Linked DNA regions of Homo sapiens: region 1 is linked to region 2. Evidence: chromatin contacts called from ENCODE Hi-C or POLR2A ChIA-PET data. All regions are on one chromosome and are shown on one strand. Each heading gives the region's core, a stretch centred on a gene start or an enhancer-like site at or near the end of the contact. The rest is flanking DNA. Distances are from core to core; before and after follow the strand shown.

Region 1 (6,634 bases), core at 3,984-6,483, 230 kb after region 2:
AAAGCAAGACTCCATCTCAAAGGAAAAAAATATCCAGAAAAAACAGAGACCATCCTTAGACAACTATTAATAACCCATACCTTAGCATTAAAGCATGTTTCTATTTATGTACATGTATACACACACACACACACAAATACATCCACATCACCTCAGGTTGAAAAAGGACTTACTGTTTTTCTCTCAGTCTCTCATATGTTTCCATGTCAGGTTTGATCTGCTTGGTCAACCGATGATACTGGCGTAACTGGGCAGCAGCATAATCTAAAAATATAAAATGAGAATCAGCGATAATATATTTCCTTGTTTGGACCTTCCTATTGAGAGAAAAATCTAAATTATCACAGGTGAGTATCTTTTATCCAAAACGCTTGGAATCGGAAGTGTTTCTGATTTTTTTCAGATTTTGGAATATCTTTATTATACTTAAATTCAAAATCTGAAATGCTCCAATCAGCATTTCCTTTGAGCATCATAGCACCATGTTGGCATTCAAACAGTTTTGGATTTTGCAACATTTGGGATTTCAGATTTTCATACTAGGGATACTCAATCTGTGTGAAGTAATATATGCCCATAACACTATTCTAAGCATAGCTTCTATCCTGAAGATGCTGACAAACAGACTTTGATAAATTTTATCATCAAGTATTTAAAAACCTGGCTAACTGAAGTACAGCCTTTTTTTTTAACTTCTCTCCTAAGAGACATATTTGTACTTTTCTTGGTCTTAAGCCTCATCAAGAATATCCCACGAAGCACAAGAGGCACATCCTTTCTTGAAACCAGAAACAATGAAGGAAATGACTAACAGCCCAGTCAATAAGGTTCAATAAAGGTCAATCTGACCTGAAAATCCCAGATCAGGGTTTTTCCTCTTCTTTTTCCTCTCCCATCTTTCTGCATCTTCTGCACTGATCTCCAGCAACTTCACTTTCTCATAGTCTTCTCCTCTTGCCGCACATTCCTAAAAAGAAGAAAAAAGCTGACACCTACAATTATGATACATGCAATAATTTGATCTACTTTACATCAAGAAAGATCCAATAAATATCAACCAATACTTTAATAGTATTTTTTTAGTTGGAGTTTCACTCACTCTGTCACGCAGGCTGGAGTGCAGTGGCGCGATCTCAGCTCACTGCAACCTCCACCTCCCAGGTTCAAGGGATTCTCATCTCTTAGCCTCCCAAGTAGCTGGGACTACAGGCACATGCCACCATGCCCGGCTAATTTTTGTATTTTTAGTAGAGATGGGGTTTCACCATGTTGGCCATGCTGGTCTCAAATTCCTGACCTCAAATGATCTGCCAGCCTCGGCCTCCCAAAAGTGCTGGGATTACAGGCATGAGCCACTGCACCCGGCCACTTTAATAGCATTTAAAGGAAATTTGGGAATATACTATGGTATATAAGTGAGCACATGATACTTATTGAGTGTTTATCAGGTGTCAGACCTTGTTTTAAATGTTTTACATGCATTAACTCACTTAATTCATAATGAACTCAAATAATTATTGTTACAGTCCCTGTTTTATTGATGAGAAAACAGAGGTACAGAGAAGTTAAATAAACTCACCCAACGTGTTGCAGTTGGTACTGAGCAGAGCCAGAATTTCAATTCTGGCAGCTTGGCCTAAGAGCCAGTGTATACAACCACCATGTTGTAGTGTCTTGATACAACAGAATGATTGACTAAATCACTTATGAAGATAGAATAGTTCCTAACCTTTTTCTTTTCCTCTTCCTTTAGTTCCCACTCCAAACGAGCTTTTTTGGCTTCCCAATTTGCAGGTAATTTTAGTCTTTTATCTTCTTCCACAACTTCCTGGTGATTTAATTTACGAGCTTCATTCTAAAACCGTAACACAAGAAGTCTGTCAGCTAAAACATGAAAATAAATCCAGATACACCTTGCCTTCTTTGAGGAGGGTCAGGCAGGACATATTAATAAGCTGACCCCATTTTATCCTAAAAGCAATAGAGAGCCATCACAGGATTTTAAGCCAGGGAATAGCCTAATAGGGTCTACGTTTTTATGCAGTCAAGAAAAATGTGTTGAGTTGCACTGGTTTGCTGTTCCAGAGCCCTGGAGGTTAAAATCAGCTTTGCCTCTATTGAGTTGTGTGGTCCCTTTTTATTGGATCAGAACAAGGTTTTGCAGTATTGGAGACCATACTATAGTGGCACTTAAGTAGACTTTATTTGGCATTACTATTAAATTGGCCAGGTGCAGTGGATCACGCTTGTAATCCTAGCACTTTGGGAGGCTGAGGCAGGTGGATCACCTGAGGTCAGAAGTTCAAGACCAGGCTGGCCAACATGGTGAAACCCCGTCTCTACTAAAAATACAAAAATTAGCGAGGCATGGTGGTGCACACCTGTAATCCTAGCTACTCGGGAGGCTGAGGCAGGAGATTCACTTGAACCCAGGAGGCAGAGGTTGCAGTCAGCTGAGATTGCACTACTGCACTACAGCCTGGGTGACAGAGCGAGACTCCATCTCAAAAAAAAAAAAAAAAATTACGTCACATGATGTGAAAGACACTCTTTCTTTTTTTTTTTTGAGACAGAGTCTCACTCTGTCACCCAAGCTGGAGTACAGTGGAGCCATCTCAGCTCATTTCAACTTTCGCCTCTGGGGTTCAAACAATTCTCATGCCTCAGCCTCCCGAGTAGCTGGGGTTACAAGCGTGTGCCACAATGCCTGGCTTATTTTTTTGTATTTTTGGTAGAAACGTGGTTTTGCAGTTTGGCCAGGCTGGTCTCAAACTCCTGGCCTCAAGTGATCTGCCCGCCTGGACCTCCCAAAGTGCTGGGATTACAGGCATGTGCCACCACACCAGGCCTCAATTATCTTTTAATCCTAATTCAAGAAAAAAGCCTCAATTTGGGTTAGAGGATTTAAAACCTATCTTAATGCCTCTAATGCTTTCCAAGTTCCCCTCCTTTTAAATATTTTCACAGTTTGCATTGACAAATGAAAAATGAAAGGAATTTTCCATTTGAAGTATCATTGAAGAGTCTTTTTTTTTTTTTGGAGCTGGGGTAGCAGGGAGAAGAGTCTATTTTTAAATAAACTTAATTGCATAAAGCAAAATGAGTGTATCGTCTTAAGGAAAACTTGAGTTAGACATTCCTTAGGTCATAAGCTGGTGGCAGTTTGTCCAGGAAGCCCCGCCTCCTAATTTCCAGACATGTGTTCCTTACACAATCACTCTAAATATTTAAGCATGTCTTTTTAATTGTTTATTAGATTAACTTTCCCTCGGCAAAGAGAGATACTCCTCCCAACTACCATCCCTAGTATATTCTTGGCCCTGGAAAAGCCCTGCAATTAAAGACGCCAAGAACATACCTACGGTCAACAAAGTTGAGTCTGTTGCACAGAAGAGAGCAAACCACGGGGAACCGTGGGCATTTGAGTGACAGGGTGTTAGGAAGGGCTTGTTCCAGGATTTGGGTTTGTATCAGGTGACTGAGGGGAGGGTTAAGGATGTGGATTGGGTACTGTCAGAAAGCAGGGGCTTTCTACAATTAGGTATCTTAGATTTTTTTTTTTTTTTTTTTTGAGATGGAGTCTCGCTCTGTCGCCCAGGCTGGAGTGCAGTGGTGTGATCTCGACTCACTGTAAGCTCCGACTCTCGGGCTCATGCCATTCTCCTGCCTCAGCCTCCCGTGTAGCCCGCCAGCACGCCCGGCTAATTTTTTCTATTTTTAGTAGAGACGGGGTTTCACCGTGTTAGCCAGGATGGTCTTGATCTCCTGACCTTGTGATCCGCCCTCCTCGGCCTCCCAAAGTGCTGGGATTACAGGCGTGAGCCACCGCACCCGGCCCAGTATCTTACATTTTTATATAGGAGGCAGAAGTAACGGAGTGAGACTAATGCTGTATTTGTTAATAACAGTCACTGGTGTTAGTCAGAAGAAAGAAATATGTGGTCATTCTTGTAATTTGAAAAGTCTTCTTTGTTTTGTCTCACTACAACAGTCAGAGTGATTTTGGGATTTTGTGAAACCATGGCCTAGCTGTCAGGTCACTCCATGGTGAAACAGGGGCTGCTTTTCTCTTTCTCTGCTCCAACTGCAGCAAGCTATTTGCTGGACTCTTATCCCTAATACAAATTCTCTTTCTTTGAATTTGTTCCCTTTGCTTGGATATCTCTTTCTCTAACTCCTTTAGTTGTCTGGCTTTCAAACAGTAGTTTAGGTGTCACCTACTACATGAGGCACCCCCTGGAGACCCACAAACTGCATTCCTCTCTCCTCCTCTGCACCTCCAGGGCACTTAAACATCAGATTCCCTATCAACTGGCTGAACTACCACACTGTAGACTTTCAAAAGTTTGCCATTTTTTTTATTTTCTTTTTATTCTTTTCCCCCAGAAGTCCCAAAAACAGATGATTATTTTCTTTTCACTCAAACAGATTCTGACAGAAGATTATTATTTTTTAAAGTGAACCAGGTCTCTTACTGACACTAGACAAGTTTCTTCCTGTCTCTAGCTCTACATATTTCCCTAGGTAAAATGAAGAATTTGTTGGAATCACGGAGCAGGGAGGTTGTTAGTAATGGAGACTCCCAAACCTAACCCAGATACATTAAATTGGATGTGGGTGGGAGAGGGGCTGGAGTGAACAGTTATATTTTCAAATGTTCTCAGAATGATCCCAATGTGCTGCCAGGGTTGAGTACCACCGAACAGAGCTTTCCTCTCAGATGATCCTGCTCTGTTGGTCTGTCAGACGCAGTGGTGTGGCTTCCTCGTCCCCTCTACAAAAGCGCACAGGCTTGGCCAGATGACGGATCTAAGCCGGCCTCCAAGACTACTCACCCGCATCAGGTGCAGCTCCCGGAATTTGCGCAGTCTCTGTTCGCGCTTCTGAGCGGCCAGCTCCGCCGCCGCAGCGAGGGACCCCTCCTCCGCGCTGTCCACCAGCACCTGCGACAAGGAGAACTGGCTTCAGGCAGAGCCGGCTCAGCTTCTCCCAGGACTGCCCAGGCCGAGTCCCCGCCGGTCCCCACAGGCTGGGCCTAGGGCCTCCACCGCCGACTTGACCCCACAGTGTCTGAGCCTCCCTGAAGCGAAACTAGACTTCGCCTCCACCTCTCTCCAGGCCGCTCCCCGGAACCCTCACCAACAAAACCCCCGGTGTACGGTGGGTGGAACTCACCTCGGATGCAGCTATAGCCGCCATCACAACCTTTCTCTCTTCCCACTTCCGGCAACAAGATAGAGCACTTCCGTCAACCTTCAGACAAACGGGCCGATACGTACGAATGGGCTACCATAAGCCCCGCCCCTTCCGGGAGGTCTCCGGAAGTTGGGACCCTTTTAGCTATGAAATATTTTGGATTGCGTAGGGTCTTGCGCAGCCGCGAAAAGTAGCGTGGGCCAGGACAGCGGGAGGTAAGTCGCCAAGAAAAGGGTTGGGAAGAGCTCAGAATCGGACGGCTAGGAAGAAATGACCAAAAGGAGCCTGATAGCCCCCTATTCTGCACGCTGTTCCTGGAAACCGCCTTTGCAAAGACAGTGAGAGAAATCTAACATGGCTCACTCCATCTTGCTTCTAGCCTCGCAGGCCGGCTGTCTTCGCTCATTCCTGGGCATAAACCAAGCTAACCATGGGAGAATTTATAGTTTAACTTTTAAGCAAGGATGATCATAGTCCCTTCCTTAAACAGGGCCCCTCCTTGTTTGGGGGCTGAAACTGCCTTTATAAAACTAATGAAAGACCGGGAGGTTAGGATTATGAGGGGAGAATTCTGCTAAAATGTAGTAAACGATAACCAGCCATTGTTTCGGAGGACATCGGATGTGTAACTTCCCCAATTATTCCTGTAGATAACGTTATCGTAGCACCTAAGATTGGTCTTTTGAGGCATTTTTCAGACTTTCGCATTCTGGCAACTAACTGACCCCACCCAGACTCGTGACCCATGACCCAACCGCTTCTTCTGTCCCACTCCTCCCCCAAGAGGCGGACTCAGCTGTTGAGGAGTGTAGTCCACACCCCTGTGATTGCATCTCCAACCAATCAGCAGCATCCATTCCCTAGTGCCCTGCCCACACCAAACTATGAAATACCCTAACCTCTGAGCTGACCCTTCAGGAAAACTTACTTGAGTGGTAACCCTTCTTCCCTGAGGCCAGCCTCAGGTTAATACAACTGTATACTGCAGTAGCACTTTTCAGTGAATTGGTTTTGTCTGCAGTAAGCAGGAAAAACCTGCAGTGCCATTCATTCCCATGAGTGGAAAGTTCTTTCCATTTAGAGCTTAAGGTGTTGTCACTTTCTCCAAGAAGCAGGTCTTGCCCTTGGCCTGGTGTGGTGGTTCATGGCTGCAATCCCAGCACATTGCGGGGCGGAGGCGGGAGGATTGCTTGAGCCCAGGAGTTCAAGACCAGCCTGGACAACAAAGTAAGAATCAGTCTCTAAATTAAAAAATAAAAGTAATTTTTTTTTGTTTTTTTGTTTTGAGACAGAGTCTTGCACTATCACCCAGGCTGGAGTGCAGTGGCACCGATCTCGGCTTACTGCAACGTCCGGCTCCCGGGTTCAGACGATTCTCCTGCCTCAGCTTCCCGAGTAGCTGGGATTACGGGTGCCTGCCACCATGCCCAGCTAATTT
Region 2 (7,545 bases), core at 565-3,064:
GGGCCCACAGACAGGGGCCGTACAATGGCCCCTGGAGCTGGGCTCCAGTATTTGCTTCAGGAAGGAACACTGGGCTGGAGTTCTGCGCTGGGTCCTAAGCTCTGGGCATACCCTGATCTTTGGCCCTCAGTGTCTCCATCTGCAAAGGGGCACCCTGAGCTAGGAAGGGTAGAAAGGCCCTTCCAGGCTGATATTCTCACATTCCCTCCTCTCTGTCTCTCTGCTCCCCCCATCTTCCCCCCTCCATGCTGCTCCTCCCTTCTTGGCCCTCCTCCTGTGTCTCACCTGCTGCCTGGCCTCCTGGCCCAGGCTGGCCCTTCTCTCCCCTGTTCCACTCTCTCCTTTAAGATGAGCCATCAAAAGCACATGTCTGATCAGCTCCTGCCCTGCTCAGCAAAATTCCTGGTTCCCCGGTGCCCAAGACACGGAGATCCAGTCCTTCAGGTAACATTCGAGGCCCCCCAGCCTCCTCCTAGTGGTCCTTCCTGGGCCTCCAGCTTCCAGCCCCAGCACACTGTTCCTGTTGTCAAGTGGGCCCAGGGCTTCCCCACCTGCAGGCCCAGTACCTGTCCTTCCCTCTGCCTACAGTGCTTTCCCATCCTTTTCCCTTGGTCAAAATAATGCTTCAAGACCCGCACACGTGTCATGTCAGCCATGGGACCAGGTGTGCCCCCTTTAGAGCTCCCACAGCACTGGCTACAGCCACTCCCGCTGCAGGCCTGGCTCAGATTCCAGGTGACCCCCACAAGGGAGGGTTTGCTCCATGGAGGCTGGCGTCCTCTCCCAAACTCTGAGAGACTGTGGGGTCCCTGAGGGCAGGGGCAGAGTTGTCCCCATCTTTCCCCAGGGGCTCTTTAATAAAGAAAGGTAGCAGCACAACAATAGTATGGGTGTTGGAACCTGCTGGGGTGCCCTTTGTAGGGAGAGCGGGGGTAGTTTGTTTGGGACTGGGTTGGGTTAAAAGGAGTGAGCTGGATTAGGAGGATTTATCTTAAATGTGGTGGATTTAAGTTGAGTTAGGCCCAACCACCCAGGATGGTTAGGCAGAGTTATCTGGGTTCAACTGGATTAAACTGAGCTAGTTAGATTGGGCTTGTTAGTAGAGTGGGGCTGGATTAGTTGGGTTGTCCTGGTTAGGTGAAATGACCTGTGTGGTTGAATTGGGTTGGGTTATTTGGACTGAGAGAGCCAGGTTGGTTTGAGCTGGGTAAATTGAGTTGGTTTGGCCTAGTTGAACTGGGTTTTGGGGTTGGCTTTGTTTGGGTTAGTTCAGTTGGGTTGGTTTGGGCTGGTTTAACTGGAGTTGTCTGGTTAGTTGCATTCAGCAAGTTAGTTGTGTTAGGCTGCTGAGTTGAGTTGGATTGGCCAATTGGGCTGGTTCAGTTGAGTTGGGCTAATCAGTTGATTAGGCTGGATAGGTAGTGGGGCAGGGCTCCTTGGGTTGGGGTGGGCGGTTAGGTTTGGTTAGATGGGTTGAGCCCATTCCTTGGGTTGGGTTTGTTGCTTGGGTGACTGATTTGGGTTGGCTTGGGCAGGGTTAGTTGGGTAGAGCTAGTGGGATGAGATAGGTCACTTGGGTTTCTAGAACTGGACTGGCTTAGACAGATTGGGTTGGTTGGCTTGTCTGTTGGGGTAGGCCGGCTTGGTGGGCTGGGTTATGGCCTGGCTGGGTTCCGGGTTGGCGGAGGGATGGCCGCAGCCCTCTGAACTCTGCTCAGTCTCCAGCTCTAAGTCAGAGCGGGAGGTAGGGGGTGGGCGCGGTGGCCACAAATAGCTGTGGGGAACACAAACAGTTTGGTCTTCAAAGACCTCAGTGGTGGCGGCTGTAACTTTCCACACGGCCCCAGCAAGCACGTCTCTAGGCCTTGTGTTCGGGCCCAGCTGCTGCTTCCTCTGTGAGCAAACCACAGTGTGGGGGGCGGGAGAGGAGGGAGCTTGGGGGCTCCGAGTCTCCCCACAGGAGCCAGGCAGGCCTTGCCAGGCATCCCCCAGCTTAGGTGCCAGCTGCTCTCTGCCGAGGGGAGAGATACTAGAGATACTGACCCTGCATTAGGGGGAATATCCCCTCCCCTACGGCAGCCCTGGCATGGCCGATGTGCCAGGCCCAGCAGGGGCTTGAGAGGAGGAAGGGCTGTGGGGAGGCAGGAGCAGAGGTGGGGGTGATGGTTCAACTACAGGCCTGGGAGAGTCAAGAGTGTCTGAGAGCTTGGTTTCTGCACAGCTGTGGCGGGATCTGGGTGGACATTCATTCATTCATTCATTTATTCAAAAAACTATTTCTTTTTTTTTTTTTTTTTTTTTTTTTTGAGACGGAGTCTCGCTCTGTCGCCCAGGCCGGACTGCGGACTGCAGTGGCGCAATCTCGGCTCACTGCAAGCTCCGCTTCCCAGGTTCACGCCATTCTCCTGCCTCAGCCTCCCGAGTAGCTGGGACTACAGGCGCCCGCCACTGCGCCCGGCTAATTTTTTGTATTTTTAGTAGAGACGGGGTTTCACCTTGTTAGCCAGGATGGTCTCGATCTCCTGACCTCATGATCCACCCGCCTCAGCCTTCCACAGTGCTGGGATTACAGGCGTGAGCCACCGCGCCCGGCCTCAAAAAACTATTTCTTGAGCATTCATTAAGTGCAAAGACCTGCAGACAAGGGTCAAAGGAAGGAGAGATGGGGATGGCCACAGAGACAGGCTGAGGCTTCCTGGAGGGCGGTGTCGCCACGCCATCCCCTGTATTCTTATTCCCTCTGCTCAGCCCCTTTCTGTTGCTCCTTTGAAGGGACCCACTGTGGGCAGCTCAGAACCTGCCTGTGCTCAGACAAGGTGTGCCCTGTGGGCAGACGTGATGGTGGCACTTGCAGCCCAGCACCCTCCCTTCCCCCTGCCCAGCCCTCTAACTTCCCTGCCTCTGGTCTGTGCCACACCCTACCTCCCCACCCATACCAGCTGGGCTGACCCTGCCCTAGTCCCTGGGAAGGCAGAACAGTGAAACACAAGGGGCCTCAGAGTTTGTCAAATCTAAGCTCACGCTGTAGAGATGAAGAAATTGGGGCCTAGAGTCGGAGCATGGCTTGCCTAGGATACATGGTGCATCGGAGGCAGAGCGAGGGTTGCTGTCTGGATGCCCTGACTGCCCACGCCGGGAGCAGCCACCTGGCTCCGTGGGAAGTCCAGCAGTCCCAGCCTTGATATTTACATCTGTGTGGCCTTGGGCAAGTGTCTTCATCTCTCAGCCTCAGCTTCCTTCAGGGCAATGGTTCTCAACCCTAGGTGATTTTGTCTCTTAGGGGAACATTTGTCAATGTCTGGAGACATTTTCGGTTGTCACAACTCGGGGCGTGCAATGGCACCTGGTGGGTAGTAGCCAGGAATGCTGCTAACATCCAACAGTGCCCAGGGCAACCTCCTACAACAAAAAATTGTCTGGTCCTAAACGTCAGTAGTGGTGAAGCTCAGAAACTGTTCTACGCTGACCAGTTGTCCCAGTTAGCCTGGGACTGAAGGGTTTCCTGGGACATGGGACCTTCAGTACTAAAACTGGGACAGTCCAGGGCAACAAGGATCGTTGGTCACGCTAGCTTCTTCCTCTGTAAAATGAGACCATCGTTACCTTCCCCACAGCACTGTCACAGGCTGCGTGAGAGTCTGTGTGCTGACGGCTCAGCACCATGCCAGGCCCAGGTCAGCCCTGAGCAAGCCCAGTGGCGATTATTCCCGTGACACGGATGCTCACTAGGCTTCCTCCTCCTACAGGCCTTTCTCCTGGTGGCCACTCCTTTCCCCTCTTCTAAGCCTGGCCAACCTTCCTAAGGCTCACAGACCAAGCACCTCCAGGGAACTGTCTCCGACCAGCCCTTCCACAGAGACCTCTCCCTCCTCTGACTTCCCACCACAACACTGTCTGTCCCGCTCAGCCAATCTCTGGCCCATCATGGGTTCCTACTTAGCTACCAGGTGTTTTGAGGGTTAAGAGTCTTCTTCCCAGGTTGTTTAATTTATTCTCCAGGAATTCTGTGATTCCCTGTTCATGCCCCAACTAGACTGAAAGCTCCCTGAGGGCAGGGGCTGTGGCGGGTGCATGTCTGTGCCCCAATGCCCAGCCCAGGGCCTGGTGTGGAGAATAGAAGAGCAAATGTCCACTGAAGAAAGTGAACCTGTGAGCCCTTGCCAGGGGCCAGGCTGCACCCTCTGAGAGTCCTGGACACACTGTCTTCCCTGCCTGTCACCCCCACTGCATGATACCTGGCTCGGTGTTGGTGCAGAGACCCGAAGGAGGCCTGGTCTTGCATCCTTGAGAAACATCAGGATCAAAATCAATAATGTGGCAAGAGGTTTGCTGTACACTGAGGGCCAAAGCTGATTACAACACAGTATGCAGGCGTGAGCATATGGGAAATTATATTCATATGAAGGACATGTTGGTATTTTTTTTTTTTTTTTTGAGATGGAGTCTCACTCTGTCGCCCAGGCTGGAGGCTGGAGTGCAGTGACATGATCTCGGCTCACTGCAACCTCCGCCTCCCAGGTTCAAGTGATTCTCCTGCCTCAGCCTCCGGAGTAGCTGGTACTACAGGTGCGTGCCACCACGCCCAGCTAATTTTTGTATTTTTAGTAGAGTGGGGTTTTCGCCATGTTGGCCAGCTGGTCTTGAACTCTTGACCTCAAGTGATCCACCCACCTTGGCCTCCCAAAGTGCTGGGATTACAGGCATGAGCCACCGTGCCTGGCCGGAGAAGTTTTCTTGACTAGAAATGCACTTTGGCTCTCGAGGGCAGAGGGGACAGCCTGTCATTGTCCTCTACCACTTCCTTGCTGTGTAATGTTGAGCAAGTTTCTTAATTTCTCTGGGCCTCAGTTTCCATGTAAATGGCAGTATAACCATACCTCCTTCCCAGGGCTTTCGGGGAGGATCTGGTGAAAAGATGCTGCAGGGAGACTACGTGGTCAGTGGTCAGCGGGTGTCAGCCACTCCAGTCATGAACACTCCAGGAGACGCTCAGTCCGCGTGAATTCCTCTCCCTTTCCTTTTTCATCCTGCCTCTTGTTCCTCCCTCCAGGTCCCTCATCCCAGGCCCTCCCCAGTGATAGAGAGCCTCCAGAGACCCAGCTTGGAGCACTTGTGGTCCCTGGAACAGGCCAGGGCCTGTGGGCTTGTCCTTGGGCACCTGGAAGACATCACACCATGGCCTCACTACCATCTGCCTGGGCTCCCCCAAGCCGCCCCTCCTGTGCCCTCTGCTCTGGCTACTGCCAGCCATGCCCCCAGGAGACAAGCTTGGGCTGGGCAGGGCTGGATGTATTTACTCTTTGCCGAGGCTGGTTTCTCTGTTGCTGACGTGAAGGCCTGCTGGGTGCCCATGTTTCCTGCCTGGGTTTTCCCTGGCCGGTGCTGGGTTGCCATGTCTTCCAGCCACCCAACCCGGGGCCCCTCCACCTTGGCCACAAGCTCTCCCGCTACGTACCCTCCCTGGCCACCGGAAATCAGACTCAGAAGCCTCCAGGGGCCCTCGGGTTCTCCCTCAGCAGGAAGTTGGCACCCAAGGGCAACTGGCCTGGGCCAGGTCGTTCTTTGGTCCAACTAGGAAGGCCGCAGACTACACACTGGTCAGCTGTTCCGGAACACAGGGAGCCACTGCCTTGCAGCCCCGGGTCTACAAAGAGGTGCTTTCTGCCTCAGGCGCTTCTGACCATTGTTAGAGACCAGCATCCTGGATTGGGCTGGGGAGTTGGGGCTGGGGGCGGTGACCCATCTTAAAGACCCGTTTTAAACTCCTGCCTGTTGGCTTGATGACTCAGGAAGAAACAGCCACACCCCACAACCTTGGGCTCTGGGGCCACTCTGTGGTGAACTGTCTTCCCAAAGATGTTTTTTCCAAATTTTAATCATTCCAGTAACAACTTAATGGCTTTTCTTACCCTAAATTCATATTGTGCATATACACGTATTATATGAGTTATGTTATAATATAGTAACATACATTATATTATATATTATAATAGAACATATATATAAAGGAAAACATATATATTATATTAAATATAATATATGTTATAATATATTTAATATATATGTTATGTATTATAATATATATTATAATTATATATAAATATATATAACATATATGTTATATATTTAATATAATATATTTAATATACTATATTATAACATATATGTTATATACTCATTATAACATATGTTATATACTCATTATAACATATATGTTATATACTCATTATAACATATATGTTATATACGTTACTCATTATAACATATATGTTATATACGTTACTCATTATAACATATATGTTATATACGTTACTCTATGTAACATATATGTTATATACGTTGCTCTATGTAACATATATGTTATATACGTTGCTCTATGTAACATATATGTTATATACGTTGCTCTATGTAACATATATGTTATATACGTTGCTCTATGTAACATATATGTTATATACGTTGCTCTATGTAACATATATGTTATATACGTTGCTCTATGTAACATATATGTTATATACGTTGCTCTATGTAACATATATGTTATATACGTTGCTCTATGTAACATATATGTTATATACGTTGCTCTATGTAACACATGGTATGTGTTATAACATATCGTATAACATATAATATACTATATATTATATATTATATATTTTATATTGTCATATATGATAATAACATATATTATATAATATGTTATATTATATATTATGTTATATTCATGTTAATTCACATCATGAATATTATATATTATAATATATTTATATATGTTATAGTATATATTATATATTATAACATCTATATTAATTAATTCATTCTTTCTACTTAAATAAATTTATCCTCATCCTAAAAAACCTTATTTGTCAAATCATAGTTTGGATTCCCTAGAGATGTTTTTCTCCTAAAGCATATTAGATAACCATGAAAATAGCAAATTCTGGTTGGTGAACCATCTATAATGGTGTCCTTGAAGAGTGATTCGAAGGGTTATTCGTATGAAGGTTCCCTGAGTCCATCTCTTCTCAGGCCTCTGAGATGTCACAGCCCAGTCCCTTCTGAGCCACCCCCAGCTACAAGAACACTGAAAGCTACTCCGTGTCATGAAGGTTGATGGGCTCTGCTCTGCTCAGCCTTTATGGGTACCCAGAGGAGACACTGAGTCCAGCTTGGCTTGGCTCAGGAGGCAGGACTGATGATAACAACCCCATATATTGGCACAGCACTTTACAGTTTGCAGAGCCCATTGTCACATCCTAGGCTTGCCACGACCAGCCTAAGACCACGTGACCGAAAAGAATGGAGCTGACATTGATGGACAACGTCTCAGAATGTTATCGCTGGAAGGGCCTAGTGGTTATTTGGTCTTGTGCTTTCTGAAGCTGGTCTATGGGGTGCTTTGGGGCAGCTGCTGATGGGCACCGACCCACAGGGTGAGAGTGGAGTGCCCTTTTCCATTCTTGCTTATGTCTTTGATTAGCATCAGGGCAGAAGTTCCAGCTGGAGAGTCCTTGTACTCTTGGACTTGCTAACCTCCCACCTAAA

The links. Hi-C counts contacts between places; a loop is a spot of excess contacts on that map. ChIA-PET counts read pairs that join two places held with the same protein, here RNA polymerase II (POLR2A). Pooled maps may share reads with other maps.
Region 1: POLR2A ChIA-PET joins it to region 2 with 15 read pairs in BJ. The contact joins the promoter of SYF2 here to the enhancer-like site in region 2. A Hi-C loop is called at or near these places in 1 of 50 pooled maps. POLR2A ChIA-PET finds 5 or more read pairs at or near these places in 5 of 52 experiments (A549, BJ, Panc1 and 2 more).

The regions. Positions count from the first base shown.
Region 1 is chr1:25,227,269-25,233,902 of GRCh38, forward strand. It overlaps SYF2 (SYF2 pre-mRNA splicing factor), which reads right to left and starts at 5,234. Exons shown (of 7, transcript NM_015484.5): 1 at 5,176-5,234; 2 at 4,836-4,943; 3 at 1,730-1,855; 4 at 850-967; 5 at 174-264. The coding sequence starts at 5,199. It overlaps LOC124903881 (a long non-coding RNA gene), which reads left to right and starts at 5,321. Exons shown (of 2, transcript XR_007065555.1): 1 at 5,321-5,411. RefSeq lists enhancers at 261-1,460, 5,052-5,201, 5,344-6,257, 5,442-5,691.
Region 2 is chr1:24,995,922-25,003,466 of GRCh38, forward strand. No RefSeq gene overlaps it. Among named protein-coding and RNA genes, the nearest start is that of MIR4425, 24 kb to the right of the region's middle. RefSeq lists enhancers at 1,803-2,032, 5,231-5,370. Within about 2 kb of position 1,815, at least 4 of the 41 ENCODE cell types and tissues checked have a DNase peak (open chromatin) inside an H3K27ac peak, as active enhancers do.